2 separate regions of the Homo sapiens genome follow, and region 2 is linked to region 1. A link is a loop called in an ENCODE intact Hi-C map of the cell type or tissue named here. Cell type or tissue: heart right ventricle. All regions are shown on one strand. Each heading gives the region's core, and the rest is flanking DNA. Links, peaks and the distances in the headings are about the cores only. Region 1 has its middle 100 kb from the start of AREG. Region 2 has its middle 150 kb from the start of AREG.

Region 1 (2,934 bases), core at 191-2,690:
CTGATAATGGCTGAATCTGGGACCAGAAATACAGTTGTGATTTTGAAACCTTGGCTTCTAAGTTACTGTGAGACTTGGAGAATTGTTATTGCATTTAACTACCCCCAGGTTCCTATTCTTTAGACACATTCAGCTCTGTGATAAACTCAGCCCCACAAAAGTGGAAGGAAGAGGAGGTTTGTGAGTGGTAGGAGGATGGAGGGTGGACAGGGAGAGACTGGGAAGACTCACACTTCTGGAACGTGGACACTCACTTTGCCTACACTTACATCAGAAAGACTGGAGCTCAGGTTTCTTTTCTCTGTTAAGCCTTAAGTTTTTTCTTGAGTGGAACCTTTGTTTACAACCTGCCGGACTTCCTTTAGGCATTGTACACAGTATGTCCACAATGCATTTATATTAAATGCATCAGCATTGCTAGAACAGTCTGGACAGTATGATCCTAATACAGCTTGCCTACTGATTTGAATACGTTTTTAAACCAGTGGCAGGCAGACTGTAGAATGAGGCTGGTGAAAAACAGGGAACTGAACAAGAAAAATAGATTGCAGCAGCAGGGAGCTCAAGTAAGGACATGGGCAATCATTCTTTCTGGTAAGCAAGTTTGGTGATTTTGTTGAAATGATCTTAAGTGTGGTGGTGTTGAGTGCTGAGAATTCAGATATTTTAATAGCTGAGATTTATTTCATTTATAGGTTTCAGTTTAATGCCTAATTAAAATATATATTATGGTTTAATAAGACCAAGACTCTTCTGATGTTGAGAATACTGTGAGTAAAACATGATAAATGGCAGAGACTAACACTGAGCTTCTTTGCTCCTAGCAATGAAAGATGTTCACCATATAATACGCATGAGGTCACAATTCTAATACTCTCTATTTGCCCTTCCTTTTACATGAGATAGGATCATCCTGAAAGCTGCAATCCCTGATGTTTATCTTCCTTATGACTGCAATCATGTATTTTATGCAAGGTTTTATCCTGGACAACAGTGAATAAAAAATGTATCTACTTTTATCACATTAATTAAAGCTACAAATATATATTGCTCACATACTGTGTATAACCTTCTTTGGCAAAGGCTGAGGAGAATAAAAACATTTAAGGACTGACTTTACCTTTTTAGGAATTAAGAGTATCACTTGAAAAAAAAAAAAAACAACAACCAGCACTACAAGGTCAACAATCCTGGCAGATAAGGGATAGAAACACTGAGTGCTGTAAGAGGTCAAAGGAGGGTGAGCTCATCTGGCTGGATATTCAAGGAAGACTTCCTGGAAGGAGTGGGGTTTGAGCTAGGCCTTAAAAAATGAGCATATGGGAGGTAAAGAGAAGACAAGAAGGTTTTCCAGGCAAAGAGAATAGAGAGTGTTCTTGTATACATTCTTTGGAGAAACTTATTAAACTAAATCTAAACTGGATTTACAAGAAAAACCTCCTCCTTTTCCTACCTCTTAGCCCCTAAAAGGAAGAACAAGGAAAGTATTGATTCAGATGTCAAAAAGTTTAGGGGTATCTCTAGCTTCAGATATGGTTGGAGGCAAATGCCCAAATGCCACTGTGATTCTCTGTCTTCATTCTCAGAAGGCTGTCCTCTAGAGTGGGGCCTTGAAGGTCCAGATTCATGTCCTGCCAACTCAGCAACCCTACAGAATTCAGGCACTTACATCTTGGGATTGAGTCTCATTTGCCTGACTTGGGACAAGCCTGGCCCTGAGCCAGTCACTGCAGCCAAGATGACAAAATACTCTTATTGCATAACCTAAGTCATAACCCCCTGGAATTTGGTTAGGCTGGGGATGGGGGATTAGTGCTACCTTAATCTAATATGTGATGAGCTAGGTGGGGATAATTCTATTAGAAAGATCTGAGAGATACTCCTAGAAGGAGAAATGGATGCTAGGAGAAATCAAGACGGAATAAATACATATTCAGAAACGGGTGAGAGGTCAAAGTTTACACAGACCTAGATGTCTGTAAATACAAGCACACATAATAATTATTAAAATAATTTTGTATTTTCAGATATTTGGTTTACTTTCTGTCTGTTTTTAAAATTATTAAACAATCCAGGATTTGAAAACACTAAGTCTACAAACCAAATTTAATGCCCATTCTCTGCCCCCATCCCTGATCATTATCTTATACCACTCCTACTTAAAAAAAAATGTAAATTGAGAAATGGAGCAAAGCATGAGATGTTCTCTGTTGCTCAGGATAGAGTATTAAGAAATCTTTTCCGGGGAATTCCCCATGTTTCAGATAGAATAGAAGTTAAGTGGCTGATTCACGCATTCATTAACAATAGAGAGAATGTTCTGAAACACCAATCCATTCTAACCCCATCAGATCCTCCCTAATGCCTATTCTTACAAAATGCCTTGAAATTTCAAGGGTGTTTCCTGGCATTTGTTTTCATTAAATGCTAATGCACCCATGTCACTCTACTTTGTTTATGCACTATGGATGTTGGCATACTTTGTTTTAAAAAGCATTAAAGCAGCACTGAATACTCAACTCAGGTGACATCAATTTTTTCTTTTTGTTGTTGATTTCAAAGTCTACTGTTTTTAGAGTTTCATATTTCAAGCAAATTAATCTATGAAAATTATCAACAGATTGAAACTGTTGTTGAGAATGTGTTTTCATAATGCATATTTTTGATCTCTCAAAAACCTTCCAAGTCCCTAATTAATCGGGAGATGTGTGGATCAGCAGACTTCATTGCATCTTGACACCAATTATGCAGAGAATGCTTTCCCTAAGGTAGATTTTTTTATCCCTTTTGGAAACTAACTAGCTTGATCACTTATTTCTGACTCAGACCCTTCTTTATATTTACATTTACATTCCATACATCTAATCTTTGGCCTCAAAATCATTTTAATCTCCTAATTTTATTTCTCCAATACTCATTCTCCAGTAGGTCTTA
Region 2 (2,934 bases), core at 268-2,767, 50 kb after region 1:
ACAATAACCATACGTGTGCACGTGTCTTTATAGCAGCATGATTTATAATCCTTTGGGTATATAGCCAGTAATGGGATGGCTGGGTCAAATGGTATTTCTAGTTCAAGATCCCTGAGGAATCGTCACACCGACTTCCACAATGGTTGAACTAGTTTACAGTCCCACCAATAGTGTAAAAGTGTTCCTTTTTCTCCACATCCTCTCCAGCACCTGTTGTTTCCTGGAGTGCTCTTTCTCAACCTGCATGGATGGGATGTTTTCTAATTCATAGTAATTATTTAAGTGTACCTTACTAAGTGTACATATTTTCATTAAATGTTTTAACCATAACAATTCATACAGTGAATCATATTTTATTTGAAGACAATAGTTTGTGATTAGTAAATAATATCACAGAAGTCTTAAAGTGGTTAGCACATTATACAGGACACTTTCTCATTCTTTCAACCCCCCTGTGGTTTTAAACTCTAGTTCAAATTTGTTTGATATTGTAATTTGTATTTCACAGACATAGAGCAAGATATTCTTGGTAGTATTAATTACATTTTTTTCTAAGCTTCCTTCCCTGTTTATTCATCCACATAAACTTTAGAATTATTTTTCTGGATTACAGAAATGGTACAAAAAATAGGAAGAATGAATAAGACCTACTATTTCATAGCATAATAGGGTGACTATAGTTAATAATAACTTAATCGTACATTTTAAAATAACTTCGAGTAAAATTGGATTGTTTGTAACTCAAAGGATAAGTGCTTAAGGGGATGGATACCTCATTCTACCTGATGTGCTTATTTCACATTGCATGCCTGTATCAAAACATCTCATATATCCATAAATATATACACCTACTATGTACCCACAAAATTTTTTAAATAAAATAAAATAAAATGATACCAGGGAAATTTTTAAGTAAACTTTTTACATCAGAGATTAGGCTTATCTCTTACAGTTTATATAAACTTGATTATACACTATGTAGTATTTTATGTCTTATTTATTTTGCTCACTATTATGCTGTGATATTTCTCATAATGTCTTAGGTAACAGTAGCCTGTTCATTGTCATTGTTGCAGAGCACTCCTTTGTATGATTACATTCTATTTATTTATTCATTCTACTGTTGAAGGACATATGGATTGTTTATACTTTGGGGCTATTATAAATGAAGCTATTTTCAATGTGTGTACATATCTGTAACTGTGTTATCCTGGGAGTTTAATTATTAAATCATAGGATATTTTCATATTAAAAATTTTGATAGTTTCAGTTTTCCAAAGAGGTTGATCAATTTTTACACTCCCATCAAAGAATGTATGAGAGTTTCCACTGCTTCATATCTTCACCAATACTTGGTATTATCAGTACTGTACTTTTTATGCATTGTGGGGGTTTTGTAGGAGTGTTACACTGTGATTTTAATTGTCATTTCCCTGATTTAATGAGTTGATCACTTTTAATTTGTGTTTATGAATCTATAAAATACATATCATTTGCTATTTTCTTAGAAATGTATTTTTTTATAGGAAACAATTTAATTTATAAATCATTATACATTATACTCTCTGAAATGTGATAAAAGAATGTATAGATATTAAAGACATCAATTCAAAATTTAAGTGTACACCAAGAAAATGAACATGAAAACTTATTTTTGGTCTACTACATAGGTATTACCATTCCACATTGAGGAAAGTAAAATTTCTCATCCATAATTCGAACATCTAGAAAAACCACATACTGGTTTCAATATCTAACTTTTTGAAACATTTCTGCTCAACTGAATATTATTTGGGTGGAAAACAGTGATAATTTATCATTTATTTAAATCTTCTGTAACTCTTCAGTTTGCTTATTTTTTGAGTAGTAGAAGATTTTGACCTGGATCTATTTCCACAGCTTCCCAATGTGCTTAATATCTTCTCTTGTCAATGATCATGTCAGAATTTTAAAGGGGATATACAGCAAACTCGGCTCTACTCGTTGCCAAGGAAATGATAACACCGTAAGAGTGTAATCTCTTTTCAACAGGAGTTGGAAGAAACCTATGATGCCTGGGTGTAGAATGTCAATCTGGTAGGTGGAACTAAGTGAGAGGAAAAAGCAAATGTGCAGAACTGAATCCTTAACTTCGTTACTCCTCTTGTAAATGGACAATAAATACTGAAAGAGACCAAATCCAGACTAAGGCATTTTTGTCATGTAGACAGAGAAAGACTGTTTTTCTTGTTATTAAAGAATATGCATACACCAAATGACAAGTGTTTATTCTTTATTTGTGTTGATATATGATGTGGTTTGTCTGTGTCCCACCCAAATCTCAAAATGTAGCTCCCATAATTCCCACATGTTGTGGGAGGGACCCAGTGGGAGGTAATTAAATCATGAGGGTGGGTCTTTTCCATGCTGTTCTCATGATAATGAATAAGCCTCACAAGATCTGATGGTTTTGTAAAGGGCAGTTCCTCTGTACACACTTTCTCATCCTCTCTTGTCTGCTACACATAAGACATGCCTTTCACCTTTTGCCTTCCACCGTGATTGTGAGACCTCCCCAGCGATGTGGAACTGTGAGTCCATTAAACCTCTTTTTTTAAAATAAATTACCCATTTTCGGGTATGTCTTTATTGGCAGCATGAAAATGGACTAATACAGTAAATTAGTACCAGTACAGTGGGGCACTGCTGTAAAGATACCTGAAAATGTGGAAGCAACTTAGGAACTGTGTAACAGGCAGAGGCTGGAACAGTTTGGAGTTCTCAGAAGATGTGAAAATATGAGAAAGTTTGGAACTTCCTAGAGACTTGTGGGGCTCAGAAGACAGGAAAACATAGGAAAGTTTAGAACTTCCTAGAGACTTGTTGAATAGCTTTGGCCAAAATGCTGATAATGATATGGACAATGAAATCCAGGCTGAGGTGGTCTCAGATGGA

What was found. A loop is a pair of places that touch in the nucleus more often than their neighbours do. Peaks named below come from ENCODE experiments on the same cell type or tissue, not always from the same donor. Only the 100,000 strongest peaks of a DNase experiment are listed, where the experiment ranks them.
Region 2: a loop joins it to region 1, with 2.1 times the contacts of the local background. A loop is called at or near these places in 5 of 110 quality-filtered maps.

The regions. Positions count from the first base shown.
Region 1 is chr4:74,543,950-74,546,883 of GRCh38, forward strand. No RefSeq gene overlaps it. Among named protein-coding and RNA genes, the nearest start is that of AREG, 100 kb to the left of the region's middle. In heart right ventricle, for the core only: no CTCF peak of the experiment used is centred there; a DNase peak (open chromatin) is centred at 1,712.
Region 2 is chr4:74,593,747-74,596,680 of GRCh38, forward strand. No RefSeq gene overlaps it. Among named protein-coding and RNA genes, the nearest start is that of AREG, 150 kb to the left of the region's middle. In heart right ventricle, for the core only: no CTCF peak of the experiment used is centred there; no DNase peak of the experiment used is centred there.